2 separate regions of the Homo sapiens genome follow, and region 2 is linked to region 1. A link is a loop called in an ENCODE intact Hi-C map of the cell type or tissue named here. Cell type or tissue: HCT116. All regions are shown on one strand. Each heading gives the region's core, and the rest is flanking DNA. Links, peaks and the distances in the headings are about the cores only.

Evidence for each region. A loop is a pair of places that touch in the nucleus more often than their neighbours do. Peaks named below come from ENCODE experiments on the same cell type or tissue, not always from the same donor. Only the 100,000 strongest peaks of a DNase experiment are listed, where the experiment ranks them.
Region 2: a loop joins it to region 1, with 3 times the contacts of the local background. A loop is called at or near these places in 61 of 110 quality-filtered maps.

The regions. Positions count from the first base shown.
Region 1 is chr5:133,243,494-133,251,828 of GRCh38, reverse strand. FSTL4 (follistatin like 4) reads left to right here. Exons shown (of 16, transcript NM_015082.2): 7 at 2,253-2,419. Among named protein-coding and RNA genes, the nearest start is that of FSTL4-AS1, 8.8 kb to the left of the region's middle. RefSeq lists enhancers at 5,141-6,340, 7,501-8,022. In HCT116, for the core only: a CTCF peak has its summit at 3,721; DNase peaks (open chromatin) are centred at 3,758, 5,224 and 6,118; H3K4me3 peaks cover 1,540 bases; H3K27ac peaks cover 2,572 bases.
Region 2 is chr5:133,127,636-133,135,970 of GRCh38, reverse strand. No RefSeq gene overlaps it. Among named protein-coding and RNA genes, the nearest start is that of CTB-49A3.2, 76 kb to the left of the region's middle. In HCT116, for the core only: no CTCF peak of the experiment used is centred there; DNase peaks (open chromatin) are centred at 5,050 and 5,290; H3K4me3 peaks cover 806 bases; H3K27ac peaks cover 545 bases.

The DNA.
Region 1 (8,335 bases), core at 87-8,086:
ACTTCCCTTTGGACCTTGGTCTGGCAGCCCAAGGCAGTTCTCAGGTCCAGATATTATGTTGCTGAACACCAGGGGTTCGGTCTAGGTCTGGTTGTTCACCTCACAGAAAGTCCATCACTGAGTGGATGGAATATTGCCAGGGAAGAAAGGCTTTAATCTCAATGACATCAGCCTGGAAATGGGAGACCGGTTGCAAATCCATCTCTCTGACTAAAGTTCGGGGTTTAGATAGCAGGGAATTAGGGAGGGGTAAGACAGGAGATGGTCAATAGGCAGCAGGTGTGTCTCATTGTCCGGATGCAGTGATCTAGGAGGCCTGGTGTTTGGTTTCCTGTTAAAAGAACTCAGATGAAACAAATTTAAGTTTCTCAAGCTTCAGTTATCTGGGAAAATTGGGCCTGTTTCCATACCAGGAGCCAAGGTGGTTCTGGCTCTCTGCCCAGACACATGCGGTTGCCCCAGGTGGCAGGAGCAGCGGCACAAAGCCTCGTGGCCCAGGGGAGCCTCGTGGTCATCTGATGAGGAAAGGATGCCTCCTCTACTCTTGGGGAGAATGCTGAGGTCTGAGTCCTACAGACCCGCAGAGTACGGTGGGAGCTAAACCATTTTAGCAAATTCTCATTCTCTCTCTTTCCCCTCTCCAAAGGCCGGGTCATGCTACAGAGTTAGTGCCTTCTCTCTCCTGCCCTGGGCAATAAGCCTCATGACTCGGAGATGGGAGGGTAGTGAGCAGAACTTGATTTAAGGGGGAACTTGAAATGCATCACTTTATTGTTGGTAAAATATTATGCCAGTTGCGTCTGCATCCATCACTGGGTGCTCATCTTTCCTTGAGGGTTCCTTCACCGTTAGTCACATTTTTCCTGTGTGTGATTGTCCCCTCCCCACCGGCCTATTGGCTCTTTTACTTCTTTATTTCATTTTCTCCATTTCTCATCCATCCATCCAACAGCACTGATGAAGCACCTAGCGTAGCTTGTTCATCTTTGTGAGCCCAGGGCGGAGCCACTCAGCATCTGTGGAAGAAGGAGGGCTTTGCTGCTCAGGGTCTGACCTCAGGACCCTGTTTCAATTCAGCTGCTCTGCTGTGCCTTGCACCTGCGGCTGTTTTCGCTCCCTCTTCCCCTCTCCCACACACACGGGCAAGAGGGTGTGAGCACAGATGTGCTGCCTGCGGGGCTGCTGCTGCCTGGTCACAGCTCACAAGCGTCCCGCAGAATAGCAGAGCTCAGCTCCCAACTCTGCTTCGTTCCAGTTCAGGGGGATACATCTGTTGGGGTCCCCCAGGTCCCAATAGAGTCGTAAGCATGAATAGGGAATAGACAAAATAGTACCCACTGCACCGAGAGCCAGCCTGCTTCCCTCAGCTCATGCCACCTCTGGCTATTGCCCCAGCCTCCCTGAGTGCACAGATTTGGGGGAAGAGCAAAAGGGAGCCAGTCCCATCAGTGGGCCGCTGACTGTCCCCCAAAGCCTGATCCCATTTGGTCATTTGAGCAGCCTGAGTTTGATTAATTTTTTCATAAATCCTGAGAATTTCAAAAAGCTTGTGATTGCAGAGAACTATCTTAGATTCTTCCCATTTGCCTGAAGAATGATCAGTCCTAATGCCAGTTATCAAGTTCAAAATGGCAAGGATTAATAGTTTCTGCAGCCTGAAGTATTCTTCAAAAAATTAAAAGCTACAGTGCATTTTCATAGGACAGAAATCCAAATCCAAGTTCAGCGAATCCTTAGACAGAAACAAACCTTCAAAGATCAGCCAGTTCATTCCCCAGACTTCAGACAGCGCAACCTTTAAAACTGACCCCAGATGGATGAGAAACTTGTTAGCTCACTCAGCAGACCTTGTCTGCACTTAGCAAGGCCCAGACTCCAATAGGCCAGGGGAGCTGTGAGCAGGGCGCTGCACCCCTGCCCCCCGGTCTCTCTGTGGTGGGCCCCCTGGCCTTCGCAGCCCACATTCTTGGCTTGACACAAATCTATGGCCCAGATTGTCCTCAGCACATTACTTATGGTTTTTGACCTGTTTGGACTCACATAGCCTTTTGGGCATTTGACCTAAGTCTTGGCTCCTCGCCCAGCAAAAGTGTCTATCTCTACATTTAGTCAGCACATTGTAAACAATTTTCAGGGAGTCGTGAAGCCCTTCTGGGCCTCTTCCACCCAGGAAATTCATGGCTATTCACCTTGAGTTGAGACTCCAATCCCTGGGCCTGCACCTGACCGTGCCTCCTCCTTTCCCTCTGCAGAAGTGGTTCAGCTCAGCCTCGCCCCCGAGGACAGGGTCAGTGTGACCACAGTGACCGTGGGGCTGAGCACAGTGCTGACCTGCGCCGTCCATGGAGACCTGAGGCCACCAATCATCTGGAAGCGCAACGGGCTCACCCTGAACTTCCTGGACTTGGAAGACATCAATGTAAGTCACCTGGAATTCACTCTGAGCTCAAGCGCACCTCCCTGGGAGAGTACACTGGGTAAGATGCCACAGACAGTGGCAGGACGGGAGAGTTTTAGTTTAACATCCTGTGTTTGGTGCTTTTCTAGCCTGTTGTCAGCTTGGCAGTATCAGAAAATCCAAGTCCCACCACAGCAGAAAATAGATGAATGGTGGCCATGCTATGTCCGGCTAAGGAAGAGAAGAGAGATGCGATGGGTGGGACAGGAGGCCTCTGAACGGGGCTGCATTAGCAAAGGCCTGGAGGTGACCCTGAGAACAGACTGTGTGGGCCTGCTCACAGGGCTCAGAGAGATGGACCACAGGCCAGCAGAGAGAGCAGCAGGCTCCACAGCTGAGAGAACAGTGGGCTGGGGGACCTTAGGAGGAGGTTCTGGGCCCTAGTGCTGGGTAGGCTGTAGACAGCTGTGTGCAGGGAAGGGGTGGTCCCTGTGGAGGGCAGAGGTGAGCCACTGGGCTGGGTTGGCTGGAAGACAAATGCCAGGTGCCAGATGAGAAGGTAGAGGGAAACCAGGTCAGGCCAGAGGGGACCCACCTTGGGGACGTTCATTGCTGGGTAAGGGAATGAGGGTGTGATGAGTTAAGTGGTGCTGTGTGGAAGAAGAAAGCAACTGAGCTCATGCAGCCTAGTGTGGCCATCAGGGGGTACGTCTGTGCCCTGAGGAACCAGGCAGCCTCCGTTGGGGTCCCAGCATCACCCACGTCAGCTTTGTGACTTTGAGTAATTTCTTAACCTGCCGATCCTCAATGAATTAATCTATAAGAAAAACGTTAGCAATACTTCCCTTCTATTAGACTTAAAGAAGTGGCATAATTCAAGGATATTTATTGGTCCAGGTTTGGCACAAGAGGTGATGTGGCTTCCCAGAAGTTCATGTGAGAAGACAGAGTGATGTCACCCATGTAGTGAGCTGCCAGGACAGCTGACGGGTCTTAGGTTACAGTAACTGGAATATAATTTTCATGCAGAAGAGAGGGCAGCCTTAGCCTTGTTGGCTCAGGACAGGACAGCTGGTCCACAGTGGGATGCTTGCCCAGAAAAGAAAGACCCATGGGATGAATGGTCAGTTCCTGCTAACATCTCGAAGGTGGTGGGGTAGGGGCTGGGGCAAAGGGAGCTGACCTGGGCTGTGTGACCCCCTGAGTTGGACTAGCACAAGGTGCACCTCAAAAGGAGATCAATTTGGGCTCCTTAGATGGAACCCCATTCCAGCCATCAAACCTGCCCCACCATGGAGACAGAGCCGCCACAGGAGGCGCTGAGCTCCTTATCCCAAGGGGCATATGCAAGCTCAGGCAGGGACTGTGGTCAGCAATGCTGCTAGCCACAAGAGGGCAGCTAAACCCAGTGACCTTGGAGGTCCCTTCCAACTCTGAGACTTGTGGGGAGAGAGACCCAGCATGAAATGCTGCAGGAACCACCAAAGTTAGTCCTCTCCTACTCTCTAGGCCCCTTCAGCTACACCCTGGGGGTCATGGGGGAAGCAGATGGAAAGAGGGGGCCACTCTGGAGGTTCTACCCTGGGCAGAGCTGCCAAGGAGTGCCCTTCCCCTAGCCTTGTCACACTGGACAGGATTGTTTTCTTGTGATTTCCCACCATGGTGAACATAGCCAGTATCCTATACAATTTTGAATGTCAATGCAGCACAATCCTGGTGGGTGCTTGCTGGACAGATGCTGGATGGGCAGAACCCTTCATTTTCTGGGCCTGCGATGGCCAGGGCTTGTCTGAGAACTTAGCAAGAAAGAGCAGTGTCCTATCTGTAAAGACTGGACTGTGTTGGGGTGCATGTTTGTGAGTGTGATGTCCTCTACTGTACCTGCTCACAAGGTGCAGTGCCAGCTTTTAAACATGTTTGGCCAGGAAAGATTGATCAGTACTGGGACAGCTCCACCTGTGTCTGTGGGAGCATTTCATGTGCATTACTTGGCGCTCCACTGAAAGACATCAGAAATAAAAGCAGAGGCAAAACTCCACTTAATGTACTTGCCATCAGTTAATTAAATTACTTTGAGTGGTCTTCCTCTCCCTCAAACATGCCTCCAGCACCAACTCAATTGCATTTCTACTTTTCACAATAAGGTTAGCAATTTGGGTAATTGTGGGTGCAACCAGAGATGAATGGCCCCTCATTATCTCCCAGGAAACACTTGCTGCTCGTGGTTGAGTCAGTAGCCCGCAAATAGGCAGGGCCCAGTGCTTCTCAGAACCCCCTACACGAGGGAGCAGGGCAGCACCAGCCCCGCAGGGGTCCAAGCCCGATGTGTACAAACACACAAAACACACGCACACCTCCCCTACCTGAGGGAAGGAGGCGGCACAGCTTCCTAGGGAAGGGCATGAGCCTGGGGTCTGCCACTTACTAACTAGAACCTTGGAAAGTTACTAGTCTAGTAACCTTGACTGCTCTAAGCTCCAGTTTTCCCTTCTGTGAAATGGGGATAAATAATGGTACCAGCCTCATAGGGTTCCAGTAAGGACTAAATGACAATATGCATGTAAGGCTCTTCACGTATGGTGTTCTATAAATGCTATTATCACTGTCATCATTACTATTGTTACTATCATTAATATTATTATTGTATTATTATTCCTGCTGCTGCTAAATAATATTCTCAGCAGCTTGCAGCCTGAGTCCCCACCAAGCAGCCAGCAACAGCTGGGTGAGGCTCCCTAGTCAGGCAGATAGGACCTTGGCATGCCCCCCGCTGCTCGCAGTGGGGACGGAGGTCTCACTGTCCACGTCAGCCTTGACTCACGCAGGGAGGGAGGCACTGCTTCTCTGCCTCCAGCAAATCCAGAGCAGCTTCGGGTGAGCTGTTGGACTTCTCTGAGCCTGTGGAGAAAAAGCATGATGTGCTCCTTACATGGGCATTTTCAGGCTGAAGTGTACCAAGGACCCAGCTCAGTGCCTGGCACACAAGAGGTGCTCATAAGCAGTAGGCCCACTTGGGACGGTGTGGAAAGCAAACCTTAGAAGAAATCAGGCTGAAGGGGGCTAAAGCCAGGTCATCGGGATTCACTTGCATTTTTGAAGCAAGAATTAGGGGAGAACAGCCCAGGAGTGCAACACTGATGCAGCAAAGATTCTGGGGTTGATGAGGCTCCCAGAGTCCCTCAGCCTGAGGTGTCTCAGTGGCCACGTTCACCCCACGGCAGTGGGAGATGAAATACGATCACCGGCATTGTAATCAGTGGTGACTCCCAAACACGGCTGCACGGGGGCAAGCTGATCGGCCTTCAAAACCCAAGGCGGGGAGATCACAGAGCACGAAGGAGCGTGGGCCTCCTTTCTTTGTCGTTTGTATGAGACATCTTGATTGGCAACAAAATATTAACCACTTTTTCACTACTCTCTTAATGAGAAGCTTTCGTGAGCAACAAAATATTAATTTGTCTTATCTGTTAAGAATTCTATTAATGAATTCAGTCACAGAGCTATTACAGAATGCCATTCTAATGACACATGTAATTAAACTTTTCTGACTTGCAAACATCAAGCATGCCCTGAGCATCAGAATAATATTTGATCAGAAAGTAAATGTACCCCTCTCGCCTGGAGCCAAGTAAGAAGGAGCCAGTCAGATTTTGCAGCGAGTAATGTTGCTCTCAGAAGCACTTATGAGTCACCCAATCGTGTGTGGCCCATCCAGGTGGCGTACATGGGGAGTCATCATTTGGGTTGACTCACTTGCTAAGTGCCTGAGAGTCACAAGCTCCGTACCAGAGTAGAGAACAAAGACACTGTCCGCAGCCTCCAGGGAGGCGAAGTAACCACTAACAACTGTTCTGGGGGCAAGAGAAAGGAGCCCTTCTGACTGGGGCTTCAGGAGACAGGAATAAGCGAGTGAGAAAGAAGTGTATAGGGACAGACTGGGGCTAGAACATAAAGGTCCTTGAATATTAACATTAAGAGTCTTAGCAATTGCCCTGTGGGCAGTGGGGAAGCGCAGATGTTTGATGGGGGAGTGACAGGGTCAGATGTGTGTGCTGCAAGAGTCTGGAGCGCCTTTTCCAGCCTAAGATTAAACATGCATCCAAGAGGGAGTTCACATAACAGAGGGTCCAGAAGTGAGGGGAGCCTTGTTGATGTTTTCTGAGTCTTCCTCCTCTCTAACTTCCCCAATGGCACATCTGGAGTGCAGCAGTGCCCCAGGGTCTCCCTGGCTTCCACCCAAGGCTCCCCTGATGGGGCAGTGGTTCAGTTCATGATGTCTTCACTTTGCCTTTTTTTTTTTTTTTTTTTTAGGCAGTAGGGTCTCTCTCTGTCACCCAGACTGGAGCACAGTGGCATGATCTTGGCTCACTGCAGCCTCGACCTCCAGAGCTCAAGCGATCCTCCCATCACAGCCTCCAGAGTAGCTGGGACCACAGGCATGCACCACCATGCCTGGCTAATTTTTTTATTTTTTTGTAGAGAGGGGTGTTGCTATGTTGCCCAGGCTGGCCTCAAACTCCTGAGCTCAAGTGATCCTCCTGCCTCGACCTCCCAAAGTGCTGGGACTACAGGTGTGAGCCACCGTACCTGGCCTTTGCCTTCTTAAGGTTGTCAGGAAGTTCAGCCTGGGCCTGGACCTGGTATGTCTCCTAAGGACACCTGAGCCACTGCCTTGCAGGAGGCTTTAGCCTTACCCAGCCCAGCTTGTAAGAGGGAAAACAAATCCACCACTGAGCAGAGGCTAGAATTATGGACGAATGGTGTAAGGCCCCCAAAGACAGGTGCACCCCAGCAGATCAGCAGCCCAGGGCACATGCTGCAGCCCCTCCTGGCAGTGGGTCTCTGGATTATGACGCCGCCTTCTGTTTGTTTGATGAGAAATCAGTAGTGTCTGCTCACGTTCATGTTCCCCAGAGCTAACAAAGTGCAGCCTGTAATTTGTTTACTTCCTGGCTGACTGTGGGTTTCGTTACTGAAGCAGCTGTGTGTCTGGATGTGCTTCTGACCTGGCCCTGTGTCCCCACTCACCTCAGTCCTTGAGGAGGCACAGCCCACTGCCCCCACCTCAGAAGCTAAGCAGAGGCGTGGCCACCAGCAGCACCCTGTGCTCGGCATGACCTGGGCCTGGGCCAGGCGGCCCCCAGGAGTGTGCCTGTGCTTGTGTCTGGTAGAAGGGGAGACTTTGCCCCCAGCCCCTGCTGTGGGGCCCCCACAAGGGGCCATTCCCTGGTGAGATTCCCCTGTAGCCCCTGTCTCCTGGGGACTCAGGTCCAGGCTTTGGGGGCTGGGGTGAGACCCATCTCAGAAGCAGATCCACACATTCCCTCCCTACTCTGGCCCCCATTCTAGGTATTGGGGTTGGGAAGGATGGGGTGCTGCCTCACTTTCTGCAGAAACAGAACATGCAAACCCATTCTGGGCCTCAGCCCTCTGCTTCTCTGACCACCCAGCCTGCACAGCGGCCACTCGGAGGGTGAAGTGACTGTCCCCAAACCTAGTCGGCACATCCTGCCTCAACAATGTCACCCACCCTTCATCTCATAACTGTCTTCCTCACTGTCCTTTATGATCCTGAGGGCCAGGAGACAGGAACGGGCAGAAACAGGGACAGGGCATCTCAAAAGTCACAGGTAATGGCTGTTGGGTTGAACCATCACAAGTGTTGTTGCCAGTGTTGTTACCATTCATACACGGTGCAGGCTCCGTGCCGGTTGTGAGGTCATAAGCATCAGCTCATCCCATACCCCTGCCCCATGAGGCACGTGGGGTTAACTCATTCAGATGAGTGGAGAACTTGCCCATGGGCCTACAGCCACCTACATGCCCTGGCCCAGAGCTCTCTGGGTTTCTTGCTTGTGGGACATAATATCTAGCCCCCAGCAATTCCAAATCTTTGCTGTGGGGCTGTCTGTAGTTCCCAGGCCCCAGTGGAATGTA
Region 2 (8,335 bases), core at 85-8,084, 120 kb after region 1:
TAAAGGGGATATCACCACTGATCCCACAGAAATACAAACTACCATCAGAGAATACTATAAACACCTCTACGCAAATAAGCTACAAAATCTAGAAGAAACGGATAAATTCCTCGACACATACACTCTCCCAAGACTCAACCAGGAAGAAGTTGAATCTCTGAATAGACTAATAACAGGCTCTGAAATTGAGGCAATAATTAATAGCTTACCAACCAAAAAAAGTCCAGGACCAGATGGATTCACAGCCAAATTCTACCAGAGGTACAAGGAGGAGCTGGTACCATTCCTTCTGAAACTATTCCTATCAATAGAAAAAGAGGGAATCCTCCCTAACTCATTTTATGAGGCCAGCATCATTCTGATACCAAAGCCTGGCAGAGACACAACCAAAAAAGAGAATTTTAGACCAATATCCTTGATGAACATTGATGCAAAAATCCTCAATAAAACACTGGCAAACCGAATCCAGCAGCACATCAAAAAGCTTATCCACCATGATCAAGTGGGCTTCATCCCTGGGATGCAAGGCTGGTTCAGCATACGAAAATCAATAAATGTAATCCAGCATATAAACAGAACCAAAGACAAAAACCACATGATTATCTCAATAGATGCAGAAAAGGCCTTTGACAAAATTCAACAACGCTTCATGCTAAAAACTCTCAATAAATTAGGTATTGATGGGACGTATCTCAAAATAATAAGAGCTATCTATGACAAACCCACAGCCAATATCATACTGAATGGACAAAAACTGGAAGCATTCCCTTTGAAAACTGGCACAAGATAGGGATGCCCTCTCTCACCACTCCTATTCAACATAGTGTTGGAAGTTCTGGCCAGGGCAATTAGGCAGGAGAAGGGAATAAAGGGCATTCAATTAGGAAAAGAGGAAGTCAAATTGTCCCTGTTTGCAGACGACATGATTGTATATCTAGAAAACCCCATCTTCTCAGCCCAAAATCTCCTTAAGCTGATAAGCAACTTCAGCAAAGTCTCAGGATACAAAATCAATGTGCAAAAATCACAAGCATTCTTATACACCAACAACAGAAAAACAGAGAGCCAAATCATGAGTGAACTCCCATTCACAATTGCTTCAAAGACAATAAAATACCTAGGAATCCAACTTACAAGGAATATGAAGGACCTCTTCAAGGAGAACTACAAACCACTGCTCAGGGAAATAAAAGAGGATACAAACAAATGGAAGAACATTCCATGCTCATGGGTAGGAAGAATCAATATCATGAAAATGGCCAAACTGCTCAAGGTAATTTATAGATTCAATGCCATCCCCATCAAGCTACCAATGACTTTCTTCACAGAATTGGAAGAAAACTACTTTAAAGTTCATATGGAACCAAAAAAGAGCCCACATTGCCAAGTCAATCCTAAGCCAAAAGAACAAAGCTGGAGGCATCATGCTGCCTGACTTCAAACTATACTACAAGGCTACAGTAACCAAAACAGCATGGTACTGGTACCAAAACAGAGATATAGACCAATGGAACAGAACAGAGCCCTCAGAAATAATGCCGCCTATCTACAACTATCTGATCTTTGACAAACCTGACAAAAAGAAGAAATGGGGAAAGGATTCCCTGTTTAATAAATGGTGCTGGGAAAACTGGCTAGCCATATGTCAAAGCTGAAACTGGATCCCTTCCTTACACCTTATACAAAAATTAATTCAAGATGGATCAAAGACTTACATGTTAGACCTAAAACCATAAAAACCCTAGAAGAAAACCTAGGCAATACCATTCAGGACATAGGCATGGGCAAGGACTTCATGTCTAAAACACCAAAAGCAATGGCAACAAAAGCCAAAATTGACAAATGGGATCTAATTAAACTAAAGAGCTTCTGCCCAGCAAAAGAAACCACCATCAGAGTGAACAGCCAGCCTACAGAATGGGAGAACATTTTTGCAACCTACTCATCTGACAAAGGGCTAATATCCAGAATCTACAATTAACTCAAACAAATTTACAAGAAAAAAACAAACAACCCCATCAAAAAGTGGGCAAAGGACATGAACAGACACTTCTCAAAAGAAGACATTTATGCAGCCAAAAAACACATGAAAAAATGCTCATCATCACTGGCCTCAGAGAAATGCAAATCAAAACCACAATGAGATACCATCTCACACCAGTTAGAATGGCAATCATTAAAAAGTCAGGAAACAACAGGTGCTGGAGAGGATGTGGAGAAATAGGAACACTTTTACACTGTTGGTGGGACTGTAAACTAGTTCAACCATTGTGGAAGTCAGTGTGGCGATTCCTCAGGGATCTAGAACTGGAAATACCATTTGACCCAGCCATCCCATTACTGGGTATATACCCAAAGGACTATAAATCATGCTGCTATAAAGACACATGCACACGTATGTTTATTGCGGCACTATTCACAATAGCAAAGACTTGGAACCAACCTAAATGTCCATCTATGATAGACTGGATTAAGAAAATGTGGCACATATACACCATGGAATACTATGCAACCATAAAAAATGATGAGTTCATGTCCTTTGTAGGGACATGGATGAAGCTGGAAACCATCATTCTCAGCAAACTATCGCAAGAACAAAAAACCAAAGACCGCATGTTCTCACTCATAGGTGGGAATTGAACAATGAGAACACATGGACAAAGGAAGGGGAACATCACACACCGGGAACTGTTTTGGGGTGGGGGGAGCAGGGAGGGATAGCATTAGGAGATATACCTAATGCTAAATGACGAGTTAATGGGTGCAGCACACCAACATGGCACATGTATACATATGTAACAAACCTGCACATTCTGCACATGTACCCTAAAACTTAAAGTATAATAATAAATAAATAAATAAATAAAATGTAACCATTAAAAATGAGACTAAAATCATTTCTACTTATTCATTCATAAGATTGTATTTCTATAAAATTCAAGGTCATTTAATCTAAAAAACTATCAGAATTACTAAGAATAGAGTTCAGTACTATGGTTATAAATAAATATGTGAAACTAGCTGGCAAGGATGTGGTAAAACATATAGACCCATATGCTGTTCATAAGAATTTGAGTTGGTACAACCACTTTGAAGATAATTTGGCAATATGCATCAAGAGTCTTAAAACGTTCATACAAAAAAAGTTAATACCCCTTGTGGCAGATACTATTACTTTCCCAAGAGCTGCTCGTTCCTGCTAACAGAACCTAGCAGCTGAGGCTAGGCACAGTGGCTTATACCTGTAATCCCAACACTTTGGGAGGCCAAGGCGGGAGGATCACTTGAGGCCAAATGTCAGAGACAAGCCTAGGCAACATAGGGAGAACTCATCTCTATAAAAATAGAAAATGGAAATAGCCAGGCATGATGGCATGTGCCTGTAGTCCCAGCTACTAAGGAGGCTAAGTCAGGAGGATCACTTGAGGCCAGGAGTTTGAGGTTGCAATGACCTATGATCACACCACTGCACTCCAGCCTGGGTGGCAATGTCCCCAGCCTTGATGCAACCAGGGTAGTCCCGTTATCTTTGCCAGAGATAGGTCTAGGAGTGGGTACTTGACTTAGACCATTACAAGAAAGTCTGTTGGAGACTTCTTTTTCCCTTTTGAGACAGAGTCTCGCTTTGTCGTCCAGGCTGGAGTGCAGTGGTGCGATCTCGGCTCCCTGCAACCTCCACCTCCTGGATTCAAGTGATTCTCCTGCCTCAGCCTCCAGAGTAGCTGGGATTACAGGTGTGCGCCACCATGCCTGGCTACCACATATACATATACATATATATATTCATACACACACACACACACACACACACACACACACACACATATATATATTTTTTTTTTTAGTAGAGACAGGGTTTCACCATGTTGCCCAAGCTGGTCTCAAACTCCTGGGCTCAAATGATTCTCCCACCTCAGCCTCCCAAAGTGCTGGGATTACAGGCATGAGCCACTGTGCCCGGCCCTGCTGGAGACTTTGATTCCTGGAAAGGGAGAGCTCTTAAGAATAAATCCCCTTTGCTCCCATACCTTCCTTTCCTCCTTGGACACTCTGTCAACACATTGGAAGAGAGAAAGCACCTGAGCTTTTAACAATATCACTGAGCCATTGCTCCAGCCTGTATAGTTTTTCCTCTAAACTTACATCTGAACACATAGTAGGTATCTACCATTCATAGACAACTGGCATCTTTTTAATAACCGCTTGATATTTTGGCAGTCTCATGTGTCCTACCTTCCTGTACTACAAAGCCAAAGCCCACTTATCAGACATCCTCACTCTACACTGAGGACATGTGTCCCGGGTTCTGCCAATCAGACCCAACCATATGGATGGAAGGGGAGATGAATTGACAGCCATGTGCAAGCAGCTCAGTCTTCTAGTAGTATGCTGTTGGAGAAAACTGGTCCTTTTAGAGAATCTATGGCAGAGCTTCTGAAGACCAGCCCTGGGGTCATTTGTGCCAGTCAGCAGGCCGCAGCAGCACCGATATTTCACTGGAAAGTCCCATAATGGGGCAGAGCACTGATCCTAGCAACATCATTCCTTGCTGTCATATCCCAACCTGGTTCTTTGCACCCATCCCCCAAAGTGGCTAAGTATCTTCTATAAAGACTCCTTTCTCCTTAAACATCAAGGTCTAGAGAAAGTGGATTCTCTCATTTGCAAATAAAAACTCTAACCTATAATTCCACCTCTGGCAATCTATTTCAAAGAAAATAATCCAAAACCTAGATAGAGGCCTATGCATAAGGATGACTACTGTTGTTTTACCTGCAATAGTAGAAACAAAATTAAAACCTGTCCCACAATGAGATTCTTATTAAGTAATTTGTAATAAAGTCACTTAAAGTCTCTATTATAAAATGTTTGTAATAACATGGAAAACTGCTCAGACAATAGTGCAAAATCCTATGTCGTCTGATTAGCCACATTAATAGCAACAGGAGCCCCATAAGCATTTCCCCCACTTGGGTGATGGATTTGTCACATAAGTGCCTCCTGCGGGAAACACCTTAAAGGGATGACTCACCCAGCCCATGGGTCATCCCATTGTCCTGAAAACTGCCTTCCCACACCACAAGTGTGGGTCACGGCAGCCATGTGTGCACCTCAGAAGCACATCTCCCTGGCCAGAGGTGACAGGACCTATTACCTGGGAAGATTACCTGCCCCAAGGTGGGTCAGTGAGAATCTTCTCCAGGTAGACTCAGTTATTAACTTCCTCGTGGGACTGGAACTGAGAGCCAAGCAAAGCTCAAAGAGTGTGGGGGTGGCCATCTTCCCCGTTATGGCCAGAGAAAGCTGGTCTACAGAGAAAAAAGAGGGGAGGAGAGAGAAGAGAGGAAGTGGAAGGGGGGAGGGAGAGAGAAGAATCGAAGGGAGGAGAGGGAGGGAGCAAGGGAGGAAGTGAGGAAATTGACAACTTTCCAGGTTCTAGTCTCCGCCCATTCCCGAGCTCCAGCTTCCTTCCTGGTCTCAGGCTCTGAAATCAACTCCTATGTCTTTATAATAATTTTTGCCATGAACTAGTATAAGTGGGCTTCTGTTACTCAAGGACAATTTTCTAACACATTTCTAAAGGTGAAATCTCAGGATGGCAGGAGCACTCTGAGGGCACCTCATTCAGCATCCCTGACTTCTCTCCACCTCAGCCTTCATCTTTCAGAGGCTGCCACTCATAGCTCAGTCTGCACATCCAAAAGCTAGAATTACCCCAGGCACGTTTGGCCAAAACTGCTTGGCGGGCTCCCTTCATCATACTGATCAGGGTGAGAAACCAGAAGAGAACAGGAATGAGCCAGAGTCTAAATCATCTGCAGAAGGATGGGCTTGCCTTTGCTGGAAGGAAAACAAAAGTTTGGAGCTGGAAGTTGTTTAAATGGTCTTGGCCAGAGCCAGAGAGAAGAAAGCCAGCCCAGAGATTGAGCATTTTGAAGAGAAAGCAGAGAGCTCAGCAGTTGCTAGAAAATCCAGGCATCAGGGAAATAAACGGGTAAGAGAGAACATTTAGGAAATTTGCCAAATAACTCCCCATTGGCAACCCCCCTAAGGAAACCTTCAGCAACTCTGTTCATGACCCTCACAAGGCTTCTAGGGCCTTGTGCATTTCCTTTAGATGCATAATTGTACTGAGATTGTATTAATAAAAGGAGGTCCAGTTTTCTTTCAATTATACAGTAGGGAAAGTGATTTATTTGCTACTTAGGGTATTGAGGATGATATTTGGTGGTTTTTAATCTTAAAAATAAGAGGAAAGGGAGCTAGAGGAAGGTTTGGACATCTCCTGAGAAAAGTACTGCCGGCAACTACACATTCAGACTACTCCCCAGCATGCAGAACAAGCTGTGGTGTGCAGAAGGGCTCCAGCCGTCCTTCTGCACCATTTGCAGTGGAACCTCTCCAGGAAGCTTGTTCGAAATGTAATTCAATTAATGGTGATGAGTTGACTGCTGATCACAAAGATTAAAGCCTTTGCGGATGCAGAAAATTCAGGCGCCCCCACCCACTGTCCTGGGCAGTGATGCAGCCTCACTAGCTGACAATGAATGACTACTCTCTCCTCTGTACTGTTAGGATCCCTGTCACTAGAGAGGCTACGAGCTTCCCATTCAGCACCCACTCCTGCCACCTCCAGAGAAACCACTCAAATCCAGAAATACCAAGGCAGTACTTTGTTCTGAGACTCAGGCTTTCCATGTGGCCTTCTAGGACATGAAAAAGGAGAATGGGCTACAGAGAAAGGACTTTCTGGAAGGTCATAGTCATGTCTGTACATGTGAAGGCAGTTATTATACTCCGACAAGCATCAGGAATAGGGTTGTAAAAAGAAATCTCTATCTTCTCTCCCCTATCCTATTCATTCAGAATCCTTCGGGTCTCTTTCTATTCTCTCTTCCTCTCTCACACTCTTGACTCCTTGATTATTTGGAGAATCCTATGATGTTTGTATAAAACAATGATTGTCATAAAGAATTTCCCAGACAGTCTAACAAACACATCATCTGCACCCTCATACACATGTCCCAGCCTGCCAACCTGCTCTCCAACCCTCAAAATGACAGAGGTGGCCCACCAGGAAGCTAACAGTTCTAATTAGGGAGAGAGACTTGACTAGCACAGCCATAGCAATGAGAACTCTCCAGAGAATCCAATGAAAGCCTGGAGAAGCTCCAGACATGTCTGAGCAAAACAAAAAGAGTTAGGGAAAGGTGCTGCACACTGGGCAGAAGAGGTAAAATGTCCACAACAAACCTTGACCAATGCTTGCTTGTGTTGGGATGAGCCCCTTCATTCTTTTTCCATCCTCCATCAACCCACCATTCAATTATCTAGCTGCCTAATCATCCATCTTCCTTTTACCCATTCCATCTATTTATCCATCCATCCATCCATCTCCCTTTCATCTATCCACCCCCAGATTCAACACCCTCTATCTCCATCTACCCCTTCATTCATTCATCTTTTCACCCAGCCACCCAACTGTCCATCTCTCTGAGCCTTATCCAGCCACCATTCATCCAGCTGCACTGTCTTTAGTCTCTATGTTTCATTTGTGTCCTTAAAAAACCATCCTGCCACCATCCACCTATCCATCCAGTCAGCCTACTGTATGAAGGATCTGTGCCAGGTTTTGTGGCTATAGGAATGAATATGAGCTGCTCCCCATCCAGAGAGACCTCTGTCTAATGAATAGGAGCCTTTATGAATAATGGCCATGCAGTAACCTCCTCTGTAGGCCTGAATATGTTCTCTGTCTGGGATCCTCAACACTTTCTGGTTATCCCAGCCCCATCACTGCCTGGCCCAGAGACAGTTTCCCAGAAGGCTCAGAAAGCAGAAGAGGGGAACAACCACCCATGTGGGGCTGCTATTAACTGAATGCGCAGCTTCCCAGAGCAGCTGCCACTCAAGTGGCCAGTCTAGGCAGGAGAAAGTCCTCTTTGGAGATGCAAAGAGCTCTTCATCTACAATGCTTCCTCCCTTCAGCCTCTAGACCAGCACTGTCCAATTGAAATATAGTGCAAATCACATTTAATTTTAAATTTTCTAGTAGCCATGTTAAAAAGTAAAAAGAAACAGGTGAAATTATAATACTATATTTTATATATATTTCATTTCACTCAACCCAATATATCTAAAATATTATTTCACCATGTACTCAGCTTATATTTTTTGTACAAAGTCATCAAAATCCAGTGTGTATCTTTATGCTTACAGCATATCTTAATTCAGTCCAGGCACATTCCACATGCTCAATAGCCACATGTGGCTAGTGGCTACCACACTGGCCAGTGCGGTTCTAGACCCTACCACCATTATTTTAAGTCCAGAC